2 separate regions of the Mus musculus genome follow, and region 2 is linked to region 1. The links are chromatin contacts, found by Hi-C or POLR2A ChIA-PET in ENCODE. All regions are on one chromosome and are shown on one strand. Each heading gives the region's core, a stretch centred on a gene start or an enhancer-like site at or near the end of the contact. The rest is flanking DNA. Distances are from core to core; before and after follow the strand shown.

What was found. Hi-C counts contacts between places; a loop is a spot of excess contacts on that map. ChIA-PET counts read pairs that join two places held with the same protein, here RNA polymerase II (POLR2A).
Region 2: a loop to region 1 is called in a map of left cerebral cortex, with 6 times the contacts of the local background. The contact joins the enhancer-like site here to the promoter of Zhx2 in region 1. A Hi-C loop is called at or near these places in 9 of 37 maps with a recorded cell type or tissue (gastrocnemius, heart and left cerebral cortex). POLR2A ChIA-PET finds 5 or more read pairs at or near these places in 1 of 5 experiments (Patski).

What each region holds. Positions count from the first base shown.
Region 1 is chr15:57,692,852-57,696,913 of GRCm38, forward strand. It overlaps Zhx2 (zinc fingers and homeoboxes 2), which reads left to right and starts at 1,816. Exons shown (of 4, transcript NM_199449.2): 1 at 1,816-2,153.
Region 2 is chr15:57,743,037-57,747,107 of GRCm38, forward strand. The region is part of intron 1 of Zhx2 (zinc fingers and homeoboxes 2); the gene reads left to right. Among named protein-coding and RNA genes, the nearest start is that of Zhx2, 50 kb to the left of the region's middle. Within about 2 kb of position 2,588, at least 2 of the 3 ENCODE cell types and tissues checked have a DNase peak (open chromatin) inside an H3K27ac peak, as active enhancers do; they include gastrocnemius and left cerebral cortex, where a contact is called at or near this core.

The DNA of each region.
Region 1 (4,062 bases), core at 566-3,065:
AAGCACTAAAGCCAGTCCACAGTCAGAATCCGGTTTTCTGGGCTTTTAAACCTATCTAGGAAGAAAAAGACAGACGGACAAAGACGAGTGGGGGGCAGGGAGAAGAGAGAGGCAACCCCTCCACCCTCAGTTAGCAATAACCCAACTAAAGCTGGAAGGCAAGTAAGAAATTTAGCATGCGCGCTGATTTAATCTTAAATAGAAAAAAAAAAAACCTAATACGAAAGAAAAATGCCAGCAGAGGCTCCCTAGAGCCGTGACCATCCATCAGCCCCCAAAACCAGTCTTCCTCTAGACTAAGTCATCGCCATTGGCCACCCCGCAGTACACAGCCACCTGTTGCTGTCCTGGCGCCCCGAGCGGAGTCGCAAGCGGCCGCTAGAGTTCGTTCTAATTCCCCGGAGCAGAGCTGGCTGGGAAGCCGGAATGCGATGCGCCTGCTAATCCGCAGGATGGGAGGCAATTCCGCAGTCTTCAAGTCCCAAGCCCTCTGTTTTCTCCAGTAACTCCTAGTGTCAAATCTGGGTCCCAGAGTTAGCCTCCACCCCCTACGGTGGGCTCCAAGAGCGCTCACACCCAACAAATTCCCAAACGCCCCCAGAATCTGCGAAGGGGGAAAGGGTCTCTGAGAGCAAGAATGCACAACGCTGACAGGTTGCTAGGTCCGTCATCTTCCCTCGGATGCTCCCTTAGAGAATTTTAACCTTGCGTGATCGCCGGAGCACAGCAGCCGGGTCTCTAGTTCACGGTTCCCAGGGCTGCAAAGGGCAGACACCACACACACACACACACACACACACACACACACACACACACACACGCACGCACGCAGATGGAGGGCTCGTTTGGAGACCCCTCTCGCCGGGAACGCGGCTGTCCCAGCTCCGAAAATGACCCGTCTCGCTTCTGGGGGACTCCAGTGTGCGCGCTGCAGGCGTGTGCATTTTCCCGAAGCTGAGAATCGCTGTGAATTCGGGCCACACAAGTTTGAGTCAGCTCCCCGGGTGTCTTTGTTTGTTTATGGGTTTGGAGGGAAAAAGTTTGAAGATCTTTAACCAGACTGAGCTCAGGCGCAAGCGGAAATCCCCAGCAAAAGTGATCTAACTTCAAGTGGTTATGTAAGTGGGGCGCCTTCTTCCCCGCCCTATTCCCAAGCCCTCTCATTACTATTCCGGGAGTAAAACGCATCTCGATTTAAAAAAAAAAAAAAAAGAAAGAAAAAAGTTTTAAAGTATGTTGTTATTTTCTTTTGCCAGAAGGCGGGCGAAACTCAAGCAGAGCCCAGGGCGCGTGACGACCCCACCCGCGTTCTGCCCCCACGCACTGCAGAAGGACCTGGAGTCTGGGGTGTTGCTGGCGCCGGGCAAGCCCTAGCGCCCTGCGGTCTCACGGTCCGCCACTCCACGTGGTGAGGATCAACAGTTTGTTGAGCTCATCAGTGACACCTTGAACTTTTCATAAAGAAAATGGGTATTGCACCGAGAGGGTTTGGCCGCGGCAGCGCGCCGGGTCGTGCTCAATAGTCAATGATCTCGCTTGCGCCTCCCCCACCTCTTCCCGCAAAAATTCCAATGAGTCCGTTACTGGACTCAGACTTTTAAGCACTCCCCCCCCCCCAACACCCGGGATGACCACTCATCTGAGCCTTTAGGGGCAGCCTCCCCCCACCAGCAACTCCCTCCTAAAAATGACATTTTGCCGAAGTCTGCGGGGGGGCCTGAATTTCACTTTGTAACTTTCTGCGGAACCCGAGCCCGGGTGGCAGCTCCGGTGGTGGTATCGTATGCAAATACGCATGCTGACGTTACAGATCATGTGGGTTTTGGCGTAGATTCCCCACTGATCGAGGCATTTTCCCCCTTTTTTTCTTTTTTCTTTTCTTTTTTTTTTCTTTTTCTTTTCTTTTTTTTTTTCTTTTAAAAAATTCGATCAACCGTTCTCCGTACCGGGGCTTTTTTCTGTCTATCTGTCTGTCTGTCTGTCTGCCAGGCTGGCTTTCCCCCACCACCACCTCTTTCCCACGGAGCCCGAGTCGGGCGCCGGGTGGGGAGTGGGGAGTGGGTGGGGGGAGCCAGCAGAGTTCCATTTTGGAACGCCCGTGCCTCGTCTCCGCGTTCCCAGCCCGGGTCCCCGCGTTCGCAGCCCCGGCGCAGGTAAGAAACTTCGCCCCGGCGCGGAGCACCCGCAGCGGGCACCGCCAGCCCGGAGCCCGACACGCCGGGCGCCCGCCACTCCAGCCCAACTTTCCCACCGCCGCCGCCGCTCCCGAAAATGTGTTGTTAATGGGACTTGGCCGGGTTAGGAATGGGGGTGCGCGGGAGGGGGGTGTTCAGGCTTTTTTTTTCTTCTTTTTTTTTTTTTTTTTTTGAGGGTGGGAGGAAATCCGCGGTTTCGGGGAGAGGAGTACGGAGATTTTTTTTTTTTTTATGAAATAGTTTTGATTACAAGTTTGGATAAATGGAAGCCAGACCGAGGAGGAGGAGGAAAAACATGTCTACGTTTCCCTATGTCGACATAAGCCACAAAAAAATATGGCGTCCGCTTTCGACAGGGCGTTACGTAGACTCGACTCTGTTTTTTATTTATTTATTTTGTGGCCGGCTTCCTGCCTTCTTGGCCAAACTGCGGCGCTTTGTGCAAACCGGGCAGGTCCCGCGGGGACTCCACCGGGACGTGGCCCCGTCTCGGCGCTTTTTGGAAGCCTGGGGGCTGCGTGTGGCTGCACCCCTCCCTCCCCCGCTCTCCCCTCTGCTCCCCTCTCCTGGTGACGATTCGCCGTAATGTGGTGGCAGGAAGCATGACGCCGTGTTGAGGCTGCCTCTCCTCGCGTCGCTCCCGGTGGCTGCAGGCGGCCGGCGCGCAGCGCGGCGCGGGCGGCGGGCGAGGGACCTGCGGGCAGGGCCTGAGTGCGGCGCTGTGCCCACGCCCCGCTCAGGTGCGCGGGGAGGGGGATGCGGGGGACGCGCGGACCCCGGGGGCCCTGCTGTCCCTGGCCTGCCGGGACCAGCCGGAACCCGGGTCTCCCGCCTAAGTGGCCGTGGCGTTTTCCAGTCTGCCCCACAAGAGGTTAAGCATTGCTGGCTGGCGTTGGAGCGTCTTTGTGGCTTCCCCCAGGACTTGGGATCCTGAGCTTTGCAAACTTGCCCTTTCCCTAGCAGCTTTGCAGGAGACCAACAAGCTCGGAAAGTTGGAAAACAGGAGCATCACAGGAACGTCCCTTTGGCCCCCTAGCTGTACTGTGCTCTGAAGGTGGTGGAGGAGGATGAGGAGAGCTTATCCAACGGGGTGGGTGGAGGAGACCTGTCGCGGCAGCCAAGTCGTGATTTGCCCAGACTTCCACCTGATTGATTGGCTTCAAAGCTAGTGGGGTCTCTGTGTTCCACTGTTCCGCGAAGGCCTTTTGTTGGGGGCGGGGAGGAGGAGGAAACACCCCTCCCTCTTCAGAGTCAAGGCTCAGCTGGGGCCCCAGGCATCACTGTCCTTTAAAGCCCAGCGTTCTCCATTTGCTGCTCTCTGAAGATCTCTTTCTTTCTGGAAGTGAACAGCTCCTCAATTTTCAGGCCAGCTCCCTGTTGAAGCAGGATATAGGAGACTGGAATGCCTCTCTGTGACCCTCTAAGCTCTTGGACTTCCCACAACAATTCTCTTAAAACATACTCTCTCGGTTTTTTGGCTGCTCTAAGAGTAGAGCAGAATTTAATGCCATGGAAGTGAAGAGAGGCTGAGCGCTCCTGGAGACTTAAGTCAAAAGGTGATTTTCTGTTTCTAAGAGCCTCCAGTTTAAGCGGTTCAGACCCAGGGCAGTAATGTCAAAACGCATTTGGATGACGGCCAAGAGGAATAAATATCTTGTTAAATGACCTGTTTGATAGTAAAAATAGACTAATGGGGCCGGCAAGTGGTTCCGTGGGACCAACATAAAGGTTTAAGTTTAAAGTGAAAGTTACATAAAGCTGTTTACACTTGTTCTTTTAAAGCCAGGGGGGAAATCTAAGAATAAGATTTTAAAAAAAAATGTCTCCCTGACAATAATCAGGCCTGTGGTGTGTGGAATATTGTTAC
Region 2 (4,071 bases), core at 1,338-3,837, 51 kb after region 1:
ACATCACAGATGCAGTAAGAATCTCCTAAACACAGTCTGGGATGTTTTTCATAGTCTACCAGACCTCTCTTTGCCTAAGTTAGGGATATTCTATCGTGAGACTTGTAATAAGATTTAGAAAGAAGTCCTCAGGGTGGAGTGATGTTTCTGATTTGAAGAACCTTCCATTGGTTCACCGAAAATCAGTAGTGGCCTTTGACCCCATGGTAGGACAGCATTGATTGATAACTCACTATGTAAGCCACTATGAATGGATCCCTGGTCCAAGGGACTGTCGGGAAGATGGGTAGGTAATACATCCCCAGCCTACCTGCTTAGATGTGAAAGCCAATGGTGGCCAGATCAAGGGAACCCCCTGGCCTTGAGACATTCCAGCCTGACTGGTGGTCTGTTTGCCTATAAGGGACTTGGGAAAGGAGTTCTTGGCACCTGAAAACACTTGCCCAGTTGATGTGGAGGAGTTTGGATCATAATCTAGTGGCATGCATCTTATGGGGGAGTTTCTCATTCCCTGATTTGTGAGAATTCATATTAAGAGGAACTGCATTGATTTGTAAAGATCCAGAGTAATGGGAGAGAAAATTACATCCTCTTTACACATTCTCTCTCTCTCTCTCTCTCTCTCTCTCTCTCACACACACACACACACACACACACACACACACACACACACACACACATTCACACATTGCTACTTACAGTTTTCACATCTGGCTGGAACCTCCGTCATCTAAAGTGCCTATGTCTTTTGTAGCGCTCTCTCTCTCTCTCCCTCCCTCCCCCCTCCCTCCCTCCCTCCCTCTCCTCCTCCTCCTTCTTTCTTCTTCTTCTTCTTCTTCTTCTTCTTCTTCTTCTTCTTCTTCTTCTTCTTCTTCTTCTTCTTCTTCTTCTTCCTCCTCCTCCTCCTCCTCCTCCTCCTCCTTCTTCTCAATCTCTCTCTCTCCCTCTGTCCTCTCTCTCTCTCTCTCTCTCTCTCTCTCTCTCTCTCTCTCTCTCTCTCCCCTGCTGTCTGCAAGGAATAGTCATGAAAGAAGAAGGACATGCCTTTCCAGCCACGAGCCTCTGAGCCAGTGGGAGCCCTTTACACAGTGGCTTCTGAGTGTTCATTATCTTTCTGGTTTTAATCATAGGCTTACATTGGTCCTAGATGGGTTGTGCCCATTTCTTGGAAGGCAGCTTGATAGAATTGTTGCCGTTGAAATTGGCATTGAAAGTCATGGCTATATCACCTTCTCCAAGAGCCTCTAGATGCAAAGGGGTGCATTAAAAAGCTCACTCCTGCAGCCAGCCACCCTTTTGTAATCTGAGCACTCAGGCTGAGGTAGGACCATCTGGAACTCAGTCATATAATGAGTTTGAGGTTAGCCTGGGCTCAACAACAACAAATAAACACAGCAAACAGAGGACAATTAGAATACAGTGTCTCACCAGCACTATGACCTTGGGTGAGTCACTTAATCTCTCTGTGCTCTGACTTTCTCACCTCAAGAAGTGCTCAATACAAGGACTGAGGGTAAGTTATCAGGTGCTGTTGAAGATACCAGAGAGGACACTAAAGAGCATACTTTTGTTATTACCTTGAGGGAATGACCTGGCTGATAATTTAAGGATCTCATTAGGCCCCCAGTAACCTATGAGGGCTGTGTTCTAGAACTGCTTTTACTTCTACTCCCCTGGAAGAACAAACATTGCCTGGGGTCCAAGCAGCGCAAACCAGAACTTTTGCAACAATGTTGATACTGTCATGGTAATCATCAATAGTATCCTGCTCGGAGAAAAGCTGAGAAAATTGCAATACAATACAAGAACCCTGGAGTGATTGAGAGGGATAAAATACAAAAGTACAATTTTAAGCCGGAGCAGAAAAATTCAATGGTAGGGTGCTTGCTTCTCTAACGACCAGGTCCCAGTTCCCTGAACGGAGCAGCAACAGCAACAACAACAAAAGCCCAATTACACAGTCTAGTCCTGCTCTCAGTCTGCCAGCCTAGGGGCGGGATTATTCTGCCCATCTAGGATTCTGAGCTAGACAGACAGACAGACAGACAGACAGACAGACAGACAGACAGACAGATAGGAGCCTCGGGCTGGACCTTATAGGACTGTGGGATGAGTCCTATATTCAATGAGAGCCTTCACAGGTTTCAGAGAGTGTTGTGTCTGATCTCCATTTTGAGATGACTATTATGGGGGAGGGAGCTGGGGGCGGGGAACAGGGAGGATAGCTGAAGAGGAACCACAGAAGGGGAGATGAGGTGAGGGGTGTGGAGGGGACGACCCTTCAGGGGGCTGCTGTGGACATGCATGCCAGAGATGACAGCAACGCTGATGGAGAGAGCCCTGAGTGGATTTGGGCGGAAGGCGAGAAGCAGTCCTTCCGGTGGGTTGGATGAATATCGTTGGCAAGGAGGAGAGCCACAGAGGCTTCTGGGTGCCAAGTTGGGAGGTGGTGGGAGTCTTGAGAAGAGCAGCCTTAGAGGAGAGTCAGACATTCCTGGGAGTTCTGTAGGAAGCAGCCGTGTAAGCACTGAACCCGCACGTGGGCACTTGTTTCCTCAGGGAAGAGTGCGCCCCATTCTCTGGCTTCTCTGGAGCATGCGGGTCACTGGCCTGCTCCTGGCGTGCAATCAATGCCTTCGGTGAGGCTCTCAAGCCCAGCCCCCTCTCACTCTGTCTGTGAGGATTCCTTCCATCGGCTTTGAGAAGCCCTGTGTTCCTTCTGTCGCCAGGGAGTAATTAATAACCCCTCTCAGAATGCTGGGCCTGGAACCAAAACCAAACAAAAGCCCCGATGTCCTCCTACCTTCTAATGTTACGGCCTTTGGGTAACTTTTTTCTTGTGCCAGTCTTAAGGGATCTTTCCACTGCTGACGCTTGAAAGTGGATTTTTTTTTTTTGATATTGTACGTAGGCCTCAAATAACCTTTGCCTTGTGATGGCTTCTGTCTAGATGGAACCCAGTAAAATTTACAGTAATGTCAACACGGATCACAAGGGTTCAGAGTTCCATTCCACCCAAAGGCCCAACTGATTCATGTGACTTGATCTTAAGAGCACCTCAGAGGGGTGGGAAAATGAGTGTCACCTGAAGTCAGAGGCTGTGGTAGACAAGAGCATGTAGGTTGATGCTTTTAAAATCCGACAGCGGAGTAAATTAGAATTGTGCCACACAGGGCACAGGAGCAGGGCCAAGGATGTGAATTTAGATGCTGCGGCCAGTGTGGGTAGTTTCTTGAGAAGAGCTGAAGGCAGAGCAAGGCCGAAAGCCATAACCAGTAGCCTGGTCCATTCCAAGCTATTCACACTCCACAGCATTCTCAGATGCCGCTTGCAAAAGGAATCTGTGGTTCAAAAGGATGCTGGATAGGACAGGGTTAGGTCCTTCTGTGCCCCACTCCACCTTAAAATGAACACCCTCTCCCCTTGTGTATTTGCCTGCCCCAAAAATGGACTTGCAGCCTGTGATCTTTCTGAGTCTGCTCTAGCCTACCTGCCTGGGGTTTCAGACATCCCCTGCATCCACTATGCTCACCGATATTCTTTGAGGTGAGCTTCCGGCCCCATTTTATGCTTTCTTTTCTGAGCCTACACCCTTCCTTACCTTATGCTAGTGGGTTTCTGTAGTTCAGAGCCAGACCATGGAGGCAAGTGCATGGTTTTCAACTCCAGGTTGCTCTCAGACGGGAGTCTTGGCTCCTCTGTTGGTTGTTAGGGTCAGAGGCCTTGTCTTAAAGCTCCATTTTCTCTGTGGCCATGTGTTTGGCTCAGGACATATTACACATCTGACTTCTGAAAAAGAATGAAAAGAACTTAGTACCCACCCGGCAAATGGCCCCTATGCTTGTCCTCAGAGGAGCCGCATTCTATTCTAAAGGTGGACCAGTCCTCAGAATGTTTGCGCACCTCCATTCCTGACACTATTCGCTCTGGTACCAGCCACCCTCTGCCCTCGGAAGGTGACCCCACTTGTCACATCTAAGGACAAAAGTGGGATTGTCCCCACTAGTAGCTATGTGGGGGGGAGATGGATGTCAAAACACTGAACAAATTATTCAGCTCAAATTATTCAGA